2 separate regions of the Mus musculus genome follow, and region 1 is linked to region 2. A link is a loop called in an ENCODE intact Hi-C map of the cell type or tissue named here. Cell type or tissue: heart. All regions are shown on one strand. Each heading gives the region's core, and the rest is flanking DNA. Links, peaks and the distances in the headings are about the cores only. Region 1 has its middle 3.3 kb from the start of Gm32422. Region 2 holds the start of Acad10 (acyl-Coenzyme A dehydrogenase family, member 10).

Evidence for each region. Peaks named below come from ENCODE experiments on the same cell type or tissue, not always from the same donor. Only the 100,000 strongest peaks of a DNase experiment are listed, where the experiment ranks them.
Region 1: a loop joins it to region 2, with 2.2 times the contacts of the local background. A loop is called at or near these places in 1 of 42 quality-filtered maps.

Annotation. Positions count from the first base shown.
Region 1 is chr5:121,839,287-121,843,669 of GRCm38, forward strand. No RefSeq gene overlaps it. Among named protein-coding and RNA genes, the nearest start is that of Gm32422, 3.3 kb to the left of the region's middle. In heart, for the core only: a CTCF peak has its summit at 2,116 (motif pointing left); DNase peaks (open chromatin) are centred at 2,855 and 3,555; H3K4me3 peaks cover 1,393 bases; H3K27ac peaks cover 1,128 bases; H3K27me3 peaks cover 164 bases.
Region 2 is chr5:121,658,645-121,663,027 of GRCm38, forward strand. It overlaps Acad10 (acyl-Coenzyme A dehydrogenase family, member 10), which reads right to left and starts at 1,866. Exons shown (of 21, transcript NM_028037.4): 1 at 1,649-1,866. Brap (BRCA1 associated protein) reads left to right here and starts at 1,919. Exons shown (of 12, transcript NM_028227.3): 1 at 1,919-2,204; 2 at 3,356-3,517. The coding sequence starts at 2,123. In heart, for the core only: no CTCF peak of the experiment used is centred there; a DNase peak (open chromatin) is centred at 1,897; H3K4me3 peaks cover 2,208 bases; H3K27ac peaks cover 1,357 bases.

The DNA.
Region 1 (4,383 bases), core at 74-4,073, 180 kb after region 2:
CGACTGGAGGCTGAGACACTTAGCAGCGGAGACAGGAGGTGAGCCTTGGCTACCTAATGAGTTGCAAACCTGCCCGAGCTACATGAGACGCTGTCTCAAATCAAACCAACTGAACAGTACCAATGAAAGCTAACCAGAGCCAAGAGTATTAGTAAGTCAATGATCCAAGCAACAAACATTAACCAGATATGACCAGGGCCGTGGCAGGATAGGTAAAGTGCTTGGTGTGCAGGCCTAAGGACCTGACTTCGAGGCCCAACACCCATGTAAAACCCAGGCAGGGCCAGTGGGGCTTGTGGGTCAGCCAATCTAGTAGACCCATCCAACTGGTTACTGCAGTAAGATACTCTGTCTCAAAAATGTGTGTGTGTGTGTGTGTGTGTGTCCAATGTCTTTACTCCCAGCATTCAAGAGGCAGAGGCAGGTGAATCACTCTAAATTTGGGGCCAGCCTGGTCTACATAGAGGCTAGCCAGGATCTCAGAGTAAAATCCTGCCTTAAGAAAAAAGAAAAGATAAGCCGGGCGTGGTGGCGCAAAAAGCTGGGCTTGGTGGTTCACACCTTTAATCCCAGCCCTCAGGAGGCAGAGGCAGGTAGATCTCTGAATTCGAGGCCAGCCTGGTCTGCAGAGTGAGTTCCAGGACAGCCAAGGCTACACAGGCAAACCCTGTCTTGTAAAACCAAAAAAAAAAAAAAAAAAAAAAAGACATGAGAACCTACTACCTGAAGTATACCATTGGTCACAAACCCAGAGCTTTTTTTATTTGTTTGTTTTTGTTTTTCGAGACAGGGTTTCTCTGTATAGACCTGGCTGTCCTGGAACTCACTTTGTAGGCCAGGCTGGCCTCAAACTCAGAAATCTGCCTGCCTCTGCCTCCAGAGTGCTGGGATTAAAGGCGTGTGCCACCATGCCCGGCTAAACCCAGGACTTTTAACAAAAAAAAAAAAAAAAAAAAAAAAAAAAAACAAAAAAAAAACTCTCTTTACTTTTTATTTTGAGGCATGGTCTCATTGGTTTGCCCAGCTAGCCTGAGACTTGGTCAAGGAAGGCATTCAACTCAGCATCCTCCTGCCGCTGCCTTCTGAGTAGCCAAGGTAACAGCTCGTGCTATTAGAGTTGGCTTTGTTACTGGGCTTTTGAGACAAGAACTTTGCTCTGTTGCCCAGGTGGCCTCCGACTTGAGATTCTCCAGCCTCTGCCTTTCCGGTGCTAAGCATTGACAGGTGTGAGCCTCCAGACCCACCCTGTACGTATAATCTTAATGTTAATTAAAACATGCAACTCAAGCTGCCACCATGGCTCACAAGCGTAAAGACAGCACTCTGGAGGCAGAGGCAGGAGGATCACCCTGAGTCCCAGGCCAGCCAGAAGTACATAGTTGAGGCTTTGTGCTGAAAAATAAATTAAATATACAGCTGGTATGCTGGCACACTTATAATATTCCAGCAGTGGGCAGGCAGACACAGGAGGACTTCTTCAGCATGGACATTCCCACTGCTTCATGAAGAGGCCACAGGCCACCAGGCCTGAGCAGATGTGGAAGGACGCCATCTTGGGAGGGGTTAGCCAGACCTTAAGAGTTCCCACCAAAGACAGACCCAATAGCCCCCACTTTTGATTTTTGTTTTCAAAGGGTCTTGTTGTGTGGCCCATGTTGTCCTCAAGCCCATGGTAACCCTCTTGCTTCAGCACCCCAAATATTAGGATGACAGGCATGTGCCACATGCTGGATTTCCAGCTCCTTTTTAAAAATTAGCATTTATGGCCTGGTAGTGGTGGTGGCACATGCCTTTAATCCCAGCACTCAGGAGGCAGAAGCGGGCAGATCTCTGAGTTTGAGGCCAGCCTGGTCTACAAAGTGAGTTCCAGGACAGCCAGAGCTACACAGAGAAACCTGTCTCAAACAGAAGTATTTATGAAGAGAAAAAAATAGAAATTACATATGTATGAAATTTTCAAAAAAATAAATTTAAAATATTAAGAAGATCTTTATGGGGATGGAGAGATGGCTCAGTAGTTAAGAGTGCTGGCTGCTCTTGCAGAGGACCTGGGTTAGGTTCCCAGTACCCACATGGCTGCTTACAACCTGTAACTACATTTCCAGGTGATCCAACGCCCTCTTCTGGCCTCTGCAGGTACACACATGCAAATACTCAGACCCATGACATTAAAATCTTTAAAAATAAGATTTCTCTGTTTTATTTTGGGTTGGTAAGATGACTCAGCAGGTGAGGGTGCTTGGTGTCAAGTCTGGTGACCTGAGTTCCATCTCTGGGACCCACATAAGGGGAGGGACAATCGACTCTTATATGTTGTCCCCTGACCTCCACACAGGTGCCATGACCCTGACCGGAAGGAAACTCCTGATCCTCCTGCCTCAGCCTCCCCAACTGCTAGCGTTACAGGAAACATCCAGCGGCCAAGCCTGGATTCCGTTTGAGACTCCACCCTACTTCATGACCTTGAGTCGCAATTCAGGAAAACTTTATCTGAATTTCCAAGACCTTGTGACAGTGAAGGAGACTGTTGCCTATGAAACGACTGACCCCGGGTTGGGGGTGCGGGGAAGGGGGCAGTTTGTTACACAGCAATTGCTAGCTAATACAGAGCTTAAGAAGGTTCTATGGTGTTTATCTAATCTGCTCCCCATACTTGGATTCAGCAATGGCTGAAAGAGGCTCAGAGGGCAGCTTTGGCCTTGGCGTAGCTTACGCACATCTGCTGGAGCTTCTGTACTCAGAACTCCCAAGAAGGACTCCTGTGGATCTGATCTGCTGAGCTAAGGAGCCAGGCTTCATCTATCCCCGCTGCTTCCTCTCTGGGGCTAGGGTTCCCTTTTCTGTGCTCTCCGTGGCCCTTCCACGTGAAGTCTGCCACAAGTCCCTGCTCAGTACATGTATAGTCAGGTGTCATGCCGCGACTCTGTGCGCCCAGCCAAGGCCATGCCTGCTGTGAAGGAAGGGGCTGTTTGTTTATTTGCCCTACATTTATGAAGAAACAGGCCCAGAGCCAAGGTCACAGAGATACAGAGGGCCTGAAGCAGTCACTCTGCCCGGGGGCTCTCTCATCTACTGTACCCAGCGCTGGAAATAAAGGACAGCGATAGGAGAATAATTAATGATTATTAAGTGTTTGTGTTGGCTTTGAGGCTGACCTAGGCTGTCCTGGAACTCACTAAGTAGCGCAGGATGGCTGTGAACTTGAAGCCTTCTGCCTGAGTGCTGGGTTTATATGTGTGGGCCACCTCGCGTGGGTCCTGCAGAAACAATTTGGAGGGTTTTCCACGGGCTCACAACTTGCTTGGCCAACAGTATGCAGGGGAAGGGGGCTGCTCTATTCCACTTGATGGAGGAAGAAACTGAGGCACAGAGACGCAGGAACCCTCGCCAAGACCGCAAAGCGGTGGACTGGCCAACAGGAACCTGCACCCACTGCCCATGCCCCACCCCCGTGGGTCCTGGTCTTGGCTTCAGCCCAGTCCTGGGCAGCACCCGGCGCAGGGAAGTGCAGCCGCCCTCTCTTCCGCCGGCCCTGGGAATCTGGTTTCTGGGGAAGTGACTCAGTGCCCCGAGGCCCCTCGAGGCTCGTCCACTTCCAATCCCGGTAATTAAAGGACCCTAATTGCTCCGCAGCTCGGAGACTCCGGTCCTCTCCCGGATCCACGCGCGCTTCCTGGGCGGGTGCCTGACGACTGCAGCGGGCACGAGGCTCGCGCGCCCTCTGCTGGTCATGGGCGGCAGCGCAACTGCAACCTGCCGCCCTGAGAGACCCGGTCCCCTCCGGCTTCAGCGCCACCAAAGGTGGAAAACCTGGGTTTCAAGAGGGTTCTCTCCCTCAGAAGGCGCTCTTCCAAACAAACAAACAAACAAACAAACAAACAATCAATCATTTATCTGGTTCCCCATTCACCCCCCTTTCTTTGGAGGGAAGACTGAGGGGAGGAGGAAGATATTGGGGACGGGATCCCAGGGCTTGGCGCACCGGCTTGGCAACCCAGTCGGCCTCTGAGCCACGCCCCCAGCGACTTAGTATCTTCTAGCTTTCATTTCCTCATCGTAAAGCCAGGATAAGAAAGAACTCCAAGCTGGGCATGGAGGCTTACATCAATGCACTCAGGAGGCAGAGGCAGGTGGCTATCTATGTGCCAGCCAGAGCTCCCTATTACCTCAGACTCATCAAGTACTTGCCAAGCAGCCATGCCCTGGCTAAGGAACTCATCTCATTCTCCCATTGCTTCTCCCTTCCTCCTGTGTGGTCAACTCCTACGCACCCTTCAAAACCACCTGAAACGTGACCTCCGCCTAAAGACAGCCCTAGTTCCCGGGAGGGGTGTAGCTTTCTGTGACAGAAAGTGGTCGTGACTTGTAAGCAATACTCATTCC
Region 2 (4,383 bases), core at 311-4,310:
TTACAGACATGGTGTAGTAAAGACATAACAGATCTTGTGTTTGACTGGTTTCCAAGCGTGACTCTGCTATCCATTGACAGTGAGGTCCTATGTATGTTACCCTCTCTGAGCCACAGCTTCCTCCTCTGTAAAATGGGGATAATTTCAGTACCTATTGCAAAGGTGGGGGGGGGGGGTAACCATTGCCTAAGGTAAAGAATGTAGAGCTATCAAGTTAGTGTGTGTCACACTATTTAGGGTTACCTAACACGTGACTTGGGGGTGTGCCTCAGCAGAATGGCTTGTTCTTAGCACGATGAAGACTCTAGGTCAATCTCAGCACCATAAACTAGTGTCTGACACAGTCAGATGATCTACACTCTGTGGATGGCTTGTCCACTTTCATATATGCCCATTTTTCCCCATGAGGGGTATGATTTGGTGATATCTATGCTTTTTTTGGTGGTCACCACCAGGTGACAGTACCACTGAGGTCTATGGTTCACAGACACACATACACGCACCCCAAAAGGGTTATAGAAAGTGAAAGTTGAGCAGAAGTTGGGAAATCTTGGCATTAAAAGGCTTTAAGACATATTACATAGAAAATAGTATAAACACCTCTATATATTGTATGTTCCTGTTACAGGTACCATTTGTATCCATGGCCTCTCCCAGACCTCTTACACTATAGCATGTACACAATATTGTCCTTCCTGACATGTCATATTTTTTCTCCATATATGCACTAATCTTACCTGGCCTTTCTTCCTTTCTTTCTCCCTTTCTTTCTTTCTTTTCTCCTTCCTTTCTTTCTTTCCTTCTTTCTTTCTCTTATGTGTGTGTGTGTCCTGAACATTGTTTCGATTATATCGTGTGTATGTGTGTGTGTATTTTAGACACTGAACCCAGAGCCTATACCTAAAGCATTCTAACCCTTAAGTGCATTCCTCAGTGTGTGTGCTCACTATAGCACCTGCACAGAGGACAATCTTGAGTTAGTTCTATCCTGCCATCTTGTGAAGCACAAAGCCTTCAGCAGAAGCCTGGAAGTAACCCTGGCACTGATGAGGTGGAAAAGGCAGGAGGGTCAGAAGTTCAAGGACATCTGATTCCAATACGTAGAGAACATAGATTATCTTTTCTCCAATATATAGGGTTCTCAGTATCTTGGGCTACTCAAGACCTTGTCTCAGAACAACTCAAAACCTCAAAACAACTAAACAATGGCCAGACGGTGGTAGGGCAGGGCTGTATCCCACAACTCCAGAGGCTTAGGCAGGCAGATCTCTGAGTTCGAGGACAGCCTGGTCTACAGAGTGAGTTCTAGGACAGCTAGGCGTACTTGGAGCAACTCTGACTTGGAGAAGAAAACAACAAAAACAAACAAAAAATAAAACAAAACCAAACACATCCAAACCACAAAACCAAATTTAACCATGACCTATAGGCTTCCCAGCGTATCCCTGTCTCTTACACAGCGTTTTGTATCACACAACCGAGTGGTTATGCAATAACTAGCTCAGGATCGCACGAGTGCTGAAGCTTGTCCTGTCTGGGGCTGTTTTCTGTGTCCGCAAAAATAATCATCCCACGCAGCCCCGCAGTGCCCGGCTCTCAGTGGATTATCTGTGAAGTCATTGCGCTCCTAGCCAGCCCCTCGCCATACCTGCAGAAAGTTACAACCCTGAGGTCGAAGACCCAGGAAGCCTCAGAGTCTCTGCGGACCCATAGACTCTCGGTGAGCCCTGCGGGAAAACTAAGGAGGACAAACGTAGAGAGGGGTCAAACGCAAAATAGGAGCCAGGCGTCTTTGCGTGCTCTGCGCACGCTCCTCGGACCCTGTCCAGACGGTCAGCCAAGGGGGCAGAAGCAGCTGTCGAAAGCGCATGCGCGCCCGGGGCCTCGCCCCTTTCCGCGTGCGCGTGCGCGACCCGGCGGGTCAGAGACGGCGGCCGACAGGCGGAAGCGGAGGTTGTTGTGGCTCGGCAGGCTGCGCGCGACGGGGGCTGCCGCTGCTGAGGCGGCGGCCGCGGCTTCTGAGGCGGTGGCGGCGCTGCCGACCGCGGGCCGCTCGGCCTCTGGGCTCGGGCCGCAGCCTTCCGTCAGCCCACCGGGGCCCACGCCGAGCAGCGCCTGTCCTATGAGTGTGTCACTGGTGGTCATCCGACTGGAGCTCGCGGGTCACTCGCCGGTCCCCACCGACTTCGGCTTCAGCGCCGCCGGTGAGTCGGCGGCCTCGCGCCGGGCCGGAGGGTCGGCAGCCCTCGCTCCACCGGCCCCCGGACTTGCCGGGCGCCTCTGCTCGACGTCGCCCTCGCTGCGAGAAAGCGCGGCCCAGGGCGCGGGGGCGATGCTGTGCGCCTTTCCCAAGCTGGCAGTCAGACAGACCGGTGGGGAAAGGATTTGCCCAAAGTTAGGTGTGAGTGGCTGGAAACGCGAGTTTTAGCCCAGCCGGGGACCGAGAGGCTGACGTCTTCACCACCGGCCACAGACTTCCTTAGTGGGTCATGCAGCTTCGGCTCTTCCCGTGATCGTCACAACCTTACCTGATAGCATTGAGGATCCTGAAGTGAAGGCAGGAGGACAGGCAACCAGAAGCCAGGCAGGGTTGGGGGGGGGGGGCGGAAACCTGTCTCAAAAGACCGACGAGAAAAAGGTGTGTGTGGGAGGGCGATTGCTTGGTATCTGTCAAGAGTTTTGTCATGCCCTGAATCAGACTTGGTCTGATATGTGCCATACGGACTAAATGTCCCAAGTTGATGGAAAAGAGAAACGGACACTTAGTTTGGAGAGCTGGGCTGGCGCTCGTTCTCGGAAGGATGGCATCCTGGACACTCTGTGGGTCCATTCTTTGGAGCTGCAGTAGAAGAGTGTGTTGTGGTCTTTCTTGGTCTTTGAGACTCCAGTGACTTGATTTATTTCAAGGTTACAAGCGAAATTCCAGAGCTCAAAGTGACCCCTAGATCTGAAAGTCAGTTAAGTTGGCACTAGGCACAAACAGGTAACTTCATCCTGGCCCAGTCCTGGAGACATTTATGCAGTAAAGCCTAGGGGGAGAGTACCTACTGTGTGCTTAGATGTGTGGATCGGGTGCTGAGAACTCCTACTGTGTGCTTGGTTGTGTGGGTTGAGTGCCGTACTGGACAGGCCTGGTGCCTGCCTCAGAACTGATGTTAAGGAATTTCGGTCACATCTCCGGGTTTCTGAAATGCTGCTTATTCATTAATAAGTAGAGGGACAGAGGCAGACACTGGAAAAGAGCCTCATCCAGGGGGACACGCCATAGAGGAGCAGGAAAGCTATTGATTGATGTGCCAAGAAGTGAGAGGAATTTGTTCTGTCATTAGGTATTAATCTTTCATGTGTTCTCCAGCTGGAGAGATGTCTGATGAGGAGATCAAAAAGAAGACATTGGCTTCCGCTGTCGCCTGTCTAGAAGGGAAGTCAGCCGGGGAGAAAGCAGCCATCATCCACCAGCACCTTGGCCGTCGGGAAATGACGGATGTGATTATTGAGACCATGAAGGCCAGAGCAGGTATGCCCACAGGAAGCCTGGCCGCGCTCAAGTACTCTGAGCCCCTGGCTGGTTTTTGTTTTTTGGTTTTTGTTTGTTTGGTTTGGTTTGGTGTTTTTTGCGGTTGATGAGCAGCTGAGGCTGGGTACATTTGTTAATGAGTATGGCCTTGAAGTAATCTTGCTACGTTCACCTCCTGAGTGGTGGGATCATGTGTATGCATCCGTATGTCCAGTTTGCATCCTGCTGGGCACAGACCCAGGGCTTCATACATGTAAGGCTAGCGCTCTCCCAACTGAGGTATAGTTCCAGCATGCTTTTTCCCCCCAGCACTTGTGTTCTTTATGTGATTTGTGAAGCATATTTCATTGTCTTTTTTGAAAGGGTTATGTAAACCCTGGAGTTTGGAAACATACCCCAAGACCCTGTTTTAAGAGAGTAATACAGGAGAAACTAGATTGGTTGTCACAAAGTGGGCTCTTCCCTCTGGTGGGAATGCTTATAACTACTAACTCTGCTCCAGTGGAGCAGTTCCCGGGGAAGCCTGCTGCCCCGTCCCTGCCCTACCGGCCTACACAGCTGAGGAAGTGGATGCTTTCTGCATCTATAGCATAGGTGTGGTCACAACTGGAAGGTTCAGTTTTCAGAGAGCCCTGACTTGTCACCGAGGAGCCAGTGGTGAATGTTGCCTGCTTGTGTTGGGGTGCTGCTGGATGTGGGAGGAGCTTCTGTTGGGTTTTGAGAGTGTTAAGGGATTTATTATTATTATTAAATTTTATTTATTTACATTCCAAATATTGCCCTCCCACCCACACCCACACCCCCATTGTTAAGAGATTTTTTTACAAGGGTATGAGGAGATGTTTTTACGCAAAGAGAGCTGTACA